2 separate regions of the Homo sapiens genome follow, and region 2 is linked to region 1. The links are chromatin loops, found by intact Hi-C in ENCODE. Cell type or tissue: HepG2. All regions are shown on one strand. Links, peaks and the distances in the headings refer to the core of each region. The heading gives the core; the rest is flanking DNA.

What was found. Hi-C counts contacts between places; a loop is a spot of excess contacts. Peaks named below come from ENCODE experiments on the same cell type or tissue, not always from the same donor. Only the 100,000 strongest peaks of a DNase experiment are listed, where the experiment ranks them.
Region 2: it touches region 1 in a loop (14-fold over the local background); 1 of 110 quality-filtered maps calls a loop at or near these places.

The regions. Positions count from the first base shown.
Region 1 is chr20:38,456,794-38,464,157 of GRCh38, forward strand. No RefSeq gene overlaps it. Among named protein-coding and RNA genes, the nearest start is that of SNORA60, 11 kb to the left of the region's middle. In HepG2, for the core only: no CTCF peak of the experiment used is centred there; a DNase peak (open chromatin) is centred at 3,608; H3K4me3 peaks cover 317 bases.
Region 2 is chr20:38,272,796-38,280,159 of GRCh38, forward strand. All of the region lies in intron 1 of LOC149684 (a long non-coding RNA gene), which reads left to right. Among named protein-coding and RNA genes, the nearest start is that of KIAA1755, 16 kb to the left of the region's middle. RefSeq lists a silencer at 7,363-7,364. In HepG2, for the core only: no CTCF peak of the experiment used is centred there; a DNase peak (open chromatin) is centred at 3,236; H3K27me3 peaks cover 1,016 bases.

The DNA.
Region 1 (7,364 bases), core at 896-5,895:
ATATAAAATTTCATAGTAACCTCATTAAATAAAAAGCAGGTGAAATAAATTTTGGTAATATTTATATATTTTATTTAGCCCATTACATCAAAGAATGTTGTTATTTCAACACGTAATTAATATTAAAAATTATCATTATTATTATTTTGAGACAGAGTCTCGCTCTGTCACCCAGGCTGGAGTGCAGTGGTGTGATCTTGGCTCACTGCAACCTCTGCCTCCTGGGTTCAAGTGATCCTTCCACCTCAGTTTCCCAAGTAGCTGGTATTACAGGCATGTGCCACCTTACCCTAATTTCTGTATTTTTAGTAGAGATGGGGTTTTGCCATGTTTGCCAGGCGGGTCTCGAACTCCTGGCCTCAAATGATCCACCCGCCTTGGCCTCCCAAAGTGCTGAGACTACAGGCATGAGCTACCTTGCCCAGCCAATATTAAAAGTTATTAATAAGATTTTTCCCCAAATGAAATCTTTGAAATCTGGTATATATTTTATACATACAGCACATCTCAGTTTAGACTAGCCACATTTAGAGTGCTCAGTAGCCACATATGGCGAGTAGCTATCTTACTGGACATCATAGATTTAGACAATAAGGGGTTCAAGGATGCCTCCTTTACAGGAAGGCTGCTGCATCTTGTGGGGGCTTAATGAAGCTGCTCCAGCTTGGATCCCCCATTCTCTGGTATCCCCTCTCCTCCATCTTGGCAGAGCAGGGCGAGGTATATATCAGGCATGCCTGATGGAATCCTGCCTCATGTTCCAGAGCCTTCTGGAGGCAAGACACCGAGTCCTGGGTGTGCTTCTCTAACACAGATCCTACTGGAGTTAACTTTAGTGTACCCAGCGTTTGTTATTCAGTCAGTCACTACCTGTTTACTAAGTGCTGGCCTCTGTGCTAAGCACTGTGAATGCACGCCAGTGAAAACAGACATTTGTTAGCTCATAATTTCATCAAGATAAACAAGATGCATAAATTGTTAAAAACTCTGAGAAATTCTACAGAGGAAGAGGGAAAGGTGCTGCAAGAGTAAATAGGGCACCTGACCTCTTGGGAGTCAGGGAAGTAGACTTAACTGAGCAAAGGAGGAGAGTGGTCCACATCCAAAAGCTGCGTGGAGGATGCAGGGAGGAGCTCAACGGTGGTTGGTGTGGCTGGCATGCAGCCCGGAGTGGTGTGAGCACTGGCTTTGGAGTCACAGATCTGGTCCAACTTAACTGGGTGACTTTGATGACAAGTTTTAAACTCTGTGCGCCTCAGTGACCTCCTATAGAGGGATGTGGTGAAGATTAAACAGATTGATGTTTGTTTTTTTAAGACGGAGTCTTGCTCTGTTACCCAGGCTGGATTGCAGTGGTGCAATCTCCACTCACTGCAACCTCCACTTCCCGGGTTCAAGCTATTCTCCTGCCTCAGCCTCCCGAGTAGCTGAGATTACAGGCGTGCACCACCACACCTGGCTAATTTTTGTATTTTTAGTAGAGACGGGGTTTCGCCATGTTTCACCAGAGTGGTCTCAAACTCCCGAACTCGTGATCCGCTAGTCTTGGCCTCCCAAAGTGCTGAGATTACAGGCATGAGCCACCACGCCCTGCCATGAGCAGCTATTTTTTTTTTACATAAAACTTTTATTTTGGAATAACTTCAGATTTACAGAAAAATTTAAAACCTGGTACATAGAGTTCCCATATGCCCTTCACCCAGCTTCCCCTAATATTAGCATCTTATGTAACCATGACACATTTGTCAAAATTAAGGAATTAACACTGATACATTACCATTAACTGAACCACAGACTCTATCTGGATTTCGCCAGTTTTCCCATTGATGTCCATTTTCTCTGCCATGCAGAATAGCACATTACATTTAGTTATGTATCCTTAATCTCCTCCATCTGGAATGGTTTCTCAGTCTTCCTTTGTTTTTCATGACCTTGACAGTTTTAAAGTGTTGGTAAGATATTTTGTAGAATGTCTCTCAATTTGGATTTTTCTTTTTCTTTTTCTTTTTTTTGAGATGGAGTCTTGCTCTGTTGCCCAGACTGGTGTGCAGTGGCACAATCTCAGTTCACTGCAGCCTCCATTTCTCAGGTTCAAACGATACTCATGCTTTAGCCTGCCGAGTAGCTGAGACTACAGGTGCGTGCCACCATGCCCGGCTAATTTTTGTATTTTGTTTTGTTTTTTTGAGATGGAGTCTCCCTCTGTCATGCAGACTGGAGTGCAGTGGCGGGATCTCAGCTCACTGCAGCCTCTGCCTCCTGAGTTCCAGTGATTCTCCTGTCTCAGCCCCCTGGGTAGCTGGGATTACAGACGTGCGCCACCATACCTGGCTAATTTTTGTATTTTTGGTAAAGATGGGCCTTCACATGTTGGCCAGGTTGGTCTTGAACTCCTGACCTCAGGTGATCCACCCGCCTCGGCCTCCCAAGTGCTAAGACTGCAGGTGTGAGCCACCTCACCCGGCCTAATTTTTGTATTTTTAATAGAGACGGGGTTTCACCATGTTGGCCAGGCTGGTCTCATACTCCTGGCCTCAGGGATCTTCCCACCTTGGCCTTCCAAAGTGCTGGGATTACAGGCATGAGCCACTACACCCGGCCCTCAATTTAGGTGTTCCTAACATTTTCTCATGATTAGACTGGAGGCTACGGGTTTCTGGGAAGAATACTCCAGAGGTGAAATGCCCTTCTCATCACATCATATGGGGGGTACATTATATCAATGTGACTCATGATCAGTGACATTAACCTTGATCACTTGGTTAAGGTGGTGACTGCCAGACTTCTTTGCTGTGAAATTCTTATTTTTCCCTTTTCGTACCGTAATATTTGGAACATAGGTTTGATTTTAATAGATATTTTAAAAATATATATTTAGAAATCTTTACCCACACTGAGAGAATGTATATATTTTTCTCAAGCACCTTTGGGGTATGTATTAATATTGTTTGCATATTTACAATATTTACAAATATCATCTACAGCATAGAATGTGGTAACTTTGATGCTGCAAAGCAAGTCTCAAATATTAATACCAGCACATCAGTATCAGGAATAAATGGGCTGGGCGTGGTGGCTCACGCCTTTAATGCCAGCACTTTGGGAGGCTGAGTCGGGTGGATCACCTGAGGTCAGGAGTTTGAGACCAGCCTGGCCAACATGGTAAAACCCTGTCTCTACTAAAATTATAAAAATCTTCCAGGCATGGTGGCGCGTGCCTGTAGTCCCAGCTCCTCAGGAGGCTGAGGCGGGAGAATCACTTGAACCCGGGAGATGAAGGTTGCAGTAAGCTGAGATCTTGCCACTGCACTCTAGCCTGGGCAACAGAGCAAGACTCTATCTCAAAAAAAAAAAAAAAAAAAAGGAAAGATGACGACTGCAATATGTCACTACAATGTAAAGTCTAAATAAAAACAAAACAAATGTTAAAAATACTCAGACCTGAAGGGTAATGAAAATACTGTATTATCAAAACTTGTATGATGTATAGCTAAAACAGTACATAGGAGAAATTTATAGCCTCAAATGCTTTCATTGGGAAAGAACTTCCCACCAGTAAGGGAGTGTGTGACTCATTACACAGGTTAGACGGAAGTTCAGAGAGTTCTCCCTGGTGTCTTTGGCATTTCTCCAGGATTTTTGCAGCACTCCGAGGGAATCAGAGCCCCAGTAACTACTGAGATTGAATGAGCCACTAGTGCAGTACAATGCAGACACAGAACAGATTATATTTTATTCCACAAAGAAAAGGAATGAGATCTTTTCCCACCTTACCTTTGTGAAATATGTTCCATTTCCATTGGAGGTGCTGAAGGAAATCAGGTTTTAAGTCATGTTTTATTTAGATCTGCTAGAGAGACTGTGTTTTGTTTTTCTTTTTTTTTTTTTTTAATTGATCATTCTTGGGTGTTTCTCGCAGAGGGGGATTTGGCAGGGTCATAGGACAATAGTGGAGGGAAGGTCAGCAGATAAACAAGTGAACAAAGGTCTCTGGTTTTCCTAGGCAGAGTGTTTGTGTCCCTGGGTACTTGAGATTAGGGAGTGGTGATGACTCTTAACCAGCATGCTGCCTTCAAGCATCTGTTTAACAAAGCACATCTTGCACCGCCCTTAATCCATTTAACCCTGAGTGGACACAGCACATGTTTCAGAGAGCACAGGGTTGGGGGTAAGGTCATAGATCAACAGGATCCCAAGGCAGAAGAATTTTTCTTAGTACAGAACAAAATGAAAAGTCTCCCATGTCTACTTCTTTCTACACAGACACAGCAACCATCCGATTTCTCAATCTTTTCCCCACCTTTCCCCCTTTTCTATTCCACAAAACCGCCATTGTCATCATGGCCCGTTCTCAATGAGCTGTTGGGTACACCTCCCAGACGGGGTGGTGGCCGGGCAGAGGGGCTCCTCACTTCCCAGTAGGGGCGGCCGGGCAGAGGTGCCCCTCACCTCCCGGACGGGGCGGCTGGCCGGGCAGGGGGCTGACCCCCCACCTCTCTCCCAGACGGGGCGGCTGGCCGGGCGGGGGGCTGACCCCCCCACCTCCCTCCCAGACGGGGCGGCTCGCCTGGCGGGGGGCTGACCCCCCCACCTCCCTCCCGGACGGGGCGGGGAGCTGACCCCCCCACCTCCCTCCCGGACGGGGCGGCTGGCCGGGCGGGGGGCTGACCCCCCCACCTCCCTCCCGGACGGGGCGGCTGGCCGGGCGGGGGGCTGACTCCCCCACCTCCCTCCCGGACGGGGCGGCTGGCCGGGCAGAGGGGCTCCTCACTTCCCAGTAGGGGCGGCCGGGCAGAGGCGCCCCTCTCCTCCCAGACGGGGCGGCTGGCCGGGCGGGGGGCTGACCCCCCACCTCCCTCCCGGACTGGGCAGCTGGCCTGGCGGGGGCTGACCCCCACCTCCCTCCCGGACAGGGTGGCTGCCGGGCGGAGACGCTCCTCCCTTCCCAGACGGGGTGGCAGCAGGGCGGAGGGGCTCCTCACTTCTCAGACGGGGCGGTTGCCAGGCGGAGGGTCTCCTCACTTCTCAGACAGGGCAGCCGGGCAGAGACGCTCCTCACCTCCCGGACAGGGTCGCGGCCGGGCCGAGGCGCTCCTCACATCCCAGACGGGGCAGCGGGGCAGAGGTGCTCCCCACATCTCAGACGATGGGTGGCCGGGCAGAGACACTCCTCACTTCCTAGATGGGATGGCGGCCGGGAAGAGGCGCTCCTCACTTCCTAGGTGTGATGGCGGCCGGGCAGAGACGCTCCTCACTTTCCAGACTGGGCAGCCAGGCAGAGGGGCTCCTCACATCCCAGACGATGGGCGGCCAGGCAGAGACACTCCTCACTTCCCAGACGGGGTAGCGGCCAGGCAGAGGCTGCAATCTCGGCACTTTGGGGGGCCAAGGCAGGCGGCTGGGAAGTGGAGGTTGTAGCGAGCCGAGATCACGCCACTGCACTCCAGCCTGGGCACCATTGAGCACTGAGTTAACGAGACTCCGTCTGCAATCCCGGCACCTCGGGAGGCCGAGGCTGGCGGATCACTCGCGGTTAGGAGCTGGAGACCAGCCCGGCCAACACAGCGAAACCCCGTCTCCACCAAAAAAATACGAAAACCACGCAGGCGTGGCGGCGCGCGCCTGCAATCGCAGGCACTCGGCAGGCTGAGGCAGGAGAATCAGGCAGGGAGGTTGCAGTGAGCCGAGATGGCAGCAGTACAGTCCAGCTTCGGCTTGGCATCAGAGGGAGACCGTGGAAAGAGAGGGAGAGGGAGACCGTGGGGAGAGGGGAGAGGGAGAGGGAGACCGTGGAAAGAGGGGAGAGGGAGAGGGAGAGGGAGACCGTGGAAAGAGGGGAGAGGGAGAGGGGAGCTTTTTTTTTTTCTTTCTTTGGTTGGCTGATTTTGAGACAGAGTCTCCTCTGTCGCCGAGGCTGGAGTGCTGTGGTGCAATCACAACTCACTGCAGCCTCAACCTCCACTCAGCAATCCTCCCGCTTCAGCCTCCCAAGTAGCTGGGATCACAGGCACATGCCACCATGCCCAGCCAAGGGTTTCACCATGTTACCTAGGCTGATCTTGAATTCCTGGGCTCAAGTGTTAGACTCACTTCGGCCTCCCAAAGTGTTGGGATTACAGGCGTGAGCCACTGCACCCAGCCTGTTTTGTTTGGGGCAAGGGTTTTAACATTTATATATATATAAATATATATATATTTTATATATACAAATATATATATAAATATATATTTATATATATTTATATATAATATATTATATATAAATATATTTATATATAATATATTATATATAAATATATTATATATAAAATATTATATATAAATATATATATTTATATATATAAATATATATAAATATATATATATATAAAAATACCAGCACATCAGTATCAGGAATAAATGGGCTGGGCAGTATATATATATATATATATGTATATATATATACTGTTTTTCATATATATATACTGTCTTATATATATATATACTGTTTTACATATATATACTGTTTCATATATATAATGTTTTATATATATACTGTTATATATATTATATGTACTGTTATATATTTTTTATATATATACTGTTATATATATTTTTTATATATACTGTTATATATTATATATATACTGTTATATATATATTTTACATATATACTGTTATATATATATTTTATATATATATACTGTTATATATATATATTTTATATATGTATACTGTTATATATTTATATTTTTTATATGTATACTGTTATATATATATTATATGTATACTGTTATATATATATTTTATATGTATACTGTTATATATATATATTTCATATATATATACTGTTATATATATTTTATATATATATACTGTCATATATATATTTTATATATATACTGTCATATATATATTTTATATATATATACTGTCATATATATATTTTATATATATATATACTGTCATATATATATTTTATATATATATACTGTCATATATATTTTATATATATACTGTCATATATATATTTTATATATATACTGTCATATATATATTTTATATATATACTGTCATATATATATTTTATATATATACTGTCATATATATATTTTATATATATATACTGTCATATATATATTTTATATATATATACTGTCATATATATATTTTATATATATACTGTCATATGTATATTTTATATATATACTGTCATATGTATATTTTATATATATACTGTTATATGTATATTTTATATATATATACTGTTATATATATATTTTTATATATATACTGTTATATATATTTTTTTATATATATACTGTTATATATATTTTTATATATATACTGTTATATATATATTTTATATATATACTGTTATATAT
Region 2 (7,364 bases), core at 1,203-6,202, 180 kb before region 1:
ATGCTGAGTTATGAAATAATTTGTTATGTTACGCATCAATAGATAACTAATATGGATGGATGGCTGGGTATCTGGATGGCTGGATAGATTTATATAGAGCGCATTAGGTAATGGAGGAAGTCCCATTGGGAAAGAGGGTCAGAGCCTGGAGAGCCAGAAGAAGTTTGTAATCCCTGGTCATCTCTAAGCTTTAGGGAGGTTATTCAGGCAGCCAGAGGAGGAGAGAGTTAGTGAGTTTTGAAGCCAAGAGGTCATCAGAGGCTAGACCACTCATCCTGGGGAGACAGCCTGCCCTGTGTCTCCAAATCCAGCTTCCTCAAGCAGCAGTTCATACTAGTCCTTCCTACCCTGAGGTCCTGGCTCCATCATTCCTCGGCCCCAGCTGGCCCTCAGAATTGTGGAGGAGGTCAAGACTTCAGCATTTTTCAGAAGCCAAGTCATCCTCCTCACTCAGAGTCTTCTTTGTGTGGAGGAAGCAGTTTCTCGACTGGTGGGGGACTCAGGGCAGGGTCAGTAGCCTTCAGGAACCAGAGGAGGGTATTGAGAAGCTGGGACCCTCTGTGGAGACCCTGCTGGCCCCAAAGGCATGGTGGAGAGCCACAGCCACCAAACATCCATAGGATTAGGTCAGCCCTAAGATCCAGTATATTGGTATTGTTTGAAATGACCCAACACATGTCCTCGGGAAACATATGTACAATGGGCCTGGCACATATGAGAATTTTTTAAGTAAATCAAAACTGCACTGAAATGCCATTTTTCATCTATCACATTGGCAAAATTTCAAAAGCTTGACAATACCTGCTGGTGAGGCTTTGAGCAAATAGCTACTCTTATAAATTGTCAATAATGCCTGTTGGCAATAAAACTTCTAGGAAGGAATTTGTAATATAGAACAAAACAGGATATGCATTTACTCTTTGATCCAGGATATTTACTTCTAGGATTTATCCTAAAGATATAATTCCACAAATATGAAAAATGTGTATGCAAGGTTATTTATTGAGGAATTATTTATAATACAAAATGTTGAAAATACACAAATGCCCATCTGTAGAAAACTGGATGAATAAACTATGGTACCACATGAGAGAATGTTATGCAGCCATGAAGGCAAGAAGGAAGATCTCTGTAAACCTACAGGGAGTGATTTCCAGCATATATTGTTAAACAACAAAATAAGGTAAAAGCAAAATAAAGGACTACCTATACTATGCAAACTTTTAAGAAAATAAAAAAGAAAACATTTATTTATTTACATACATATTTAAATAATTATGCAAAAGAAACCCAGGAAGGATAAATCGGAAACTTATTGCAAATGGTTACTCATAAGAAGTTAGTGGGAATATCAATGGAGAAGAAAGAGATGGGAGTGAGATTCCTCTGAATATATTTGTACAGGATTTTTGACTTTTTAACCATGCAAATATTTTACATTCTCAAAAATAAAATTAAATAAAAAGATAAAAATGTAAACTGTAAACTTATAAACAAAGAGTAAAGAGATGAGCTTAACTAAATGTCAAATAATAATATAGCCACACAAAGAAAATAATTTAAGTAAGTGTAACCACAGGAGTCTAGGTATTTAGTGTTATAATTCTAAAACTACTATCTCTGTGTTGTATGATGGAAGAAATGAGTAAATGTGCTGATGTTTTGGGACTCAGCGTTCTCACTATGGGAAAAGGAAGTCAAAAATATGGAGTGGAGGAAGGATCTGTGGCTATGGCTATGAGTGTTAACTGGAGACATTGATATGAGCAGACCAGGGAAAAGCAACATACCTATAGCAATTAGCACACCCAGGGCCCAGATCTTGTCTCCTAAATGCCATCATTCCCTACTAAACAGAACTAGTGTCCTTAGAAAAATGGCTGATTCCAGGATTGGGCAGGGAAAGTGAATGGTGAACCTGAAGCATCTCATGTCAAAATGCAAGGAAACACTCAATGAATGATGAGGCCAAGTCTAAAGGAGCCAACTTAAAGGGGCTCCCACTAGCCAAAGTCCAGACAATTTGATTCTCAAGAGAAGAACGATGAGGTTTCTCACTGTTGGAGTGAGAGATTACCAACAAGCAAGGGACTAGAATGATCCATGTGGCAATGGATTTGACTTGGAGACAGTAGCTTCCCAATGCAGATAGGTAAGTTGATAGATAGTTGCATACAGAAATGTTTATAGGTATGTGTATATAAAGAAGTTCATATATACATATATTTTCTTGTTCTATCAGCTGAGAACACTTAGAAGCACTGACATTGCAGTAGCAACAAGCACACTTAACATCCAGGTTTTGGTGTCTAATTCCATTCTCCAGTAAAAGAAAACAGGGATCCCTGGAGAAATGGCTGATTCAGGCTGGACATGGTGGCTTATGCCTGTAATCCCAACACATCGGGAGTCTGAGGCAGGTGGATTGCTTGAGCCCAGGAGTTCAGGCCAGCCTGATCAACATGGCGAAACTCTGTCTCTACAAAAAATACAAAAATCAGTTGGGCGTGGTGGCATGTGCCTGTAGTCCCAGCTACTCAGGAAGATGACGTGGGAGGATGGCTTGAGTCTGGGAGGCAGAGGTTGCAGTGAGCTGAGATCACACCACTGCACTCCAGCCTGGGCAACAGAGCAAGATTCTGTCTTAGAGAGAGAAAGAGAGAGAGAGAGAGAGAGAGAGAGAGAGAAATGGGTGATTCAAGCAAGGACTGGGGTAGAAAATGTACAATGTACAAGATGAGCCTGGAGCATCATAAGAAAATGCCTTAAAAAAACAAAGAAATCCACAATGATGGAAGGATGTGAAAGGGACACAGAAAACAACTGAAAGAGCTTCTAATGACCAAAGCTGGATGGAACAACTTGAACAAGAAAATAAAGCATACACTGATATAAATAAATGAGTGCATAAATAAACAGTCACTTGTCCCTTATTGACAGGGATGCTTTCTGATAAATGCATTGTTACAGGGATATGTTCTGATAAATGCACTGTTAGGCAGTTTCGTCATTGTGTGAACGTCAGTGTACTTACACAAACCTAGGTGGTATAGCCAGCTACACATCTAGGCTATATGGTATAGCCTAGTGCTCCTAGGCTACAAACCTGTACACTGTGTTATTGTACTGAATACTGCAGGCAATTGTAACATAATGGTAAGTATTTGTGTATCTAAATATACAAAAGGAACCATTAACATACACTTACCATGAATGAAGCTTGCAAAACAGGAAGTTGCTCTGGGTGAGTCAGTGAGTGAGTCGTGAGTGAATGTGAAGGCCTAGGACATTACTGTACCCTACTGTAGACTTTATAAACATTGTACACTTAGATTACATGGAATTTATACAAATATTTTTCTTTTTCTTTTTTTTTTTGAGACAGAGTTTCGCTCTTGTCACCCAGGTTGGTGTGCAGTGGCACAACCTCGGCTCACTGCAACCTCCGTCTCCTGGGTTCAAGAGATTCTCCTGCCTCAGCCTCCCGAGTAGCTGGAATTACAAATGCCCGCCACCATGCCTGACTAATTTTTGTATTTTTAGTAGAGGTGAGGTGTCACCATGTTGGCCAGGCTTGTCTTGAACTCATGACCTCAGATGATCCACTCGCCTCGGCCTCCCAGAGTGTTGGGATTACAGGCGTGAGCCACCGTGCCAGGCCCTAAAAATATTTTTCTTTCTTTAATAATAAATTAAACTTAGCCGTAAATTTTTTTACTTTCTAAACTTTTTAATTTTTAAAACTTTTGACTCTTTTGTAATAGCAACTTAAAACACCAACACATTAAACCAGTGTACAAAAAATATTTTCTTTCTTTATATCTTTATTCCATAAGCTTTTTTCTATTTTTAAATTTGTTTTAATTTTTAAACATTTTTGTTAAAAACTAAAATGGAAGGCCAGATGCAGTGGCTGGTGCCTATAATCCCAGCACTTTGGGAGGCAGAGGCAGGAGGATAGTTTGAGGGCAGGAGGATAGTTTGAGGCCAGGAGTTCAAGACCAGCCTGGGTAACATAGCAAGACTATCTATTAAAAGAAAAATTAGCTGGGCATGGTGATGCATGCCTGTAGTCTCAGCTAATCTGGAGGCTGATATAGGAGGATGGCTTCAACCCAGGAAGTCAAGACTGCAGTGAGCTAGGATCCCTCCACTGCCTTCCAGCCTGGGCCACAGAGTGACACCTTGTTGCTAAAAATTAAAACAAAAAATAAAAATAACTAAACTGCAAACACAGGCCGGGTGCGGTGGCTCACACCTGTAATCCCAGCACTTTGGGAGGCCAAGGCTGGTGGATTACCTGAGGTCAGGAGTTCAAGACCAGCCTGGCCAACATGGGGAAACTCCATCTCTACTAAAAATACAAAAATTAGCCAGGTGTGGTGGCACAGGCCTGTAATCCCAGCTGCTTGGGAGGCTGAGGCAGGAGAGTCGCTTGAACCCAGGAGGCGAAGGTTGCAGTGAGCCGAGATTGTACCACTGCACTCCAGCCTGGGCGACAAGAGCAAAACTCCATGTCAAAAAAAAAAAAAATGCAAACACACATATTAGCCTAGGCCTACACTGGATCATGATCATCAGTACCACTACCTATCACCTCCACATCTTGTCCTACCGGAAGGTCTAGGCAATGGGAATTTCTCAGCTCCATTATAATCTTACGGGACCACCATCGTTGTTGACCGAAGTGTTATTATGCAGCACATGGCTGTAAGTGTGAGAGATTAGGCAAATTTCCTGTGCAGAAGAATTCCAAATAGTTTATGTAGATACTTCACCCCCAAGAAGACACAGCATAAATAAATAACTTCCACTCCTAAAGTGTGGACTGCACATAGTGACTTCCTTCCAAAAGTTACAGTATGGGAAAGAGGAGAAAGAGTAACTTTACCGTGGAGAAATCTGACAAATATGACCTCGGCCAGGTGATCAAGGCCAATATCAACAGTAATAAATTGTGTTAATGCTACATACTCTTGATATGCTGTGTAAGGATGGGGCGCTTCAGATACAGGCTGCCTTAGACATCTCTATTCTGCCCCCACCTGCCTTGCAAAGATGTCCTCAGGGAGAGAGTAACTGTCTTCTCCAGGGCCACACAGCATGCTGGGAGGGGCAAATACCTGACTGGCCTCTTCACAGCATCAACAGAGTTACCACACCTATTTCACAGAGAAGGTAAGGGGGACCCTGAGGGCTTGTACAATTTGCCCACATCCCCTTACAGTGGTCCAGCTGCAAAAAAAAAAAAAAATAGTAGAGGGGCTCCCCAAACCACACACACCCCAAATAGCCACAGCTTAGCTCAGCTTCCTCCCATCCCTGGATTCTCAGCACTGAGATGTCTCCCTCCCCGACATTCTAGCTTCCTCTCCCTCTTTTCCCACAGGGACGGCCCCTTTCCCTCTATGGCCCCACTTCAGAGCTCTGGGGCTACCCAAGGACACCCCAGGCCTCTTCCTTACGGTATGAACAAAACTGGGCAGATGCTATGGCGGTGGCGCCACGGAGGGGGCCGGGGTCATGTTGCGGCCTCACGCAACAGGCGGCTGGGAGCTTAAGTCATGGTGAAAGGGCTAAATTGTCCTGTGCAGCTGTGCTTGTTTTTCTTCCCCGTTTCAGTCCGCAGCCCTGATAGGGGAGGGGGTAAGCTGGAGGCGGTCACTTTTTTTCCTGCCTGTGTTCCCCCATCCCAGGGAGTCCTCCAAGACTGTCCTCCAGGAGCCTACACGTGCTGCTTTCACCTGGTTTCTTATAAAGCAGAGTCTCGGGTCTGCGGAGTGGGAATGGGTCTTCATGGATCTAGCTGTTGAAACATCAGAATGATCCATGGGGGTGCAATCCAGGCAGACATCTGCCTCCCCCAATAGGATTAGAACCCCAGGGGCTAGGAGCAGAATTGCAGTGTTAATAAACACAGATGGTTAGTTAGACCCAGCTTGACTATACAGATTGAGAAAAACTGGGGCCCAGAGAGGGACAGAGATTGCTCAGGGTCACTGAATAAGACCTATGGCTAAACCTAAGCTAACTCCATTCATTCATTCATTCATTCATTCATTCATTCATAAAAACATTCACTCAGCATTGACTACTTCCGGCCCTTTGCCAAGGGTTTAGCAGGGCGGGAGTTGGCTCACAAGATGCTCACAATAAGCAAGCATGTATACAACAAACATCCTTCAAAAGTGCAGTGACAAGTACTGCAATTGAGATGTCTGAGATACCACAGGAGCCCAGGAAGGGTACTTGACCAGGCAGAGGGGAAGTGGTCAGGGAGGGATGCCTAGGGGAGCTGATAACACAAGCAGAATCCTAAAGGAGCCATAGAATATATCTATGCAAATGGCCAGGCACTGTGGCTCATGCCTATAATCTCAGTACTTTGGGAGGCTGAGGCTGAAGGTTGTTTGGGAGGCCAGAAGTTTGAAACCAGCCTGAGGAAGGAGTTGGTTGAACTTGTTTGTTTGAGACCAGAGAAGCAAGACGTCATCTCTACAGAAAATACAAAATTAGCTGGGCATGGTGGTGTGCACCTAGCTACTTGGAAGGCTGAGGTGGGAGGATGGCTTGAGTCTAGGTGGTTGAGGCTTCAGTGAGCTATGATTGTGCCACTGCACTTCAGCCTGGGCAACAGAGTGAGACTCCATCTCTGGAAAATATGTGTACAAATAATTTTTTTAATTAAATGAAAATTTGAAAAACAAAGGAGGAAGGACCCTCCAGGCAGGAGGATCAGCATGAGCAGAGGTTTGGAGGTAAGAGCGGTGTGGGTGGGCAGCAAAAAGCAGTTCAGTGTTGCAGGAGCCCAGATTTGTGTGGCAGGAAGAGGCAAGAAGTTTATTGCACCTGCTGAGTGCTTACTATATGCAGGGCCCTATTCAGGCACTGGGTTTAGGCACCATGAGCAAATGTACACAAAGCCCCTGCCCTCATGGCTCTTCCATTCTAGGGGAAAGACAAGAAAAAAACCAAACCAATAAGCAAACCAAGGCATAATATTCATGAGGAGGTAAGTGCTGAGGGGGGAAATAATGCAGAGTAAGGGGCTCCTATTTCATGACAGGTAGCCAGAAAAGGCGTCTTGATGAACACATCCTTAGCGGAGACCTGAAGGAGGCAAGGTAGTGAGTGGCGAAGCATTTGGGTAAAGCATGTTCAAGGAGGAGGGAGCAGTGAGCACAAAGGTCCTGAGGCCTGAGCAAGGTGAGGCTGGAGAAGGTTGGCAGGAGCCAGTTCAAAAAAGGACCTTACATGACATGCTAAGAAGTCACTTTCCTCTTCTTCTAGTAAAGTATAAGAAGCCAGTGTTGGGGCTTTGTGTTAGTCCATTCTCACACTGCTATAAAAAAATCCCCAGCTGG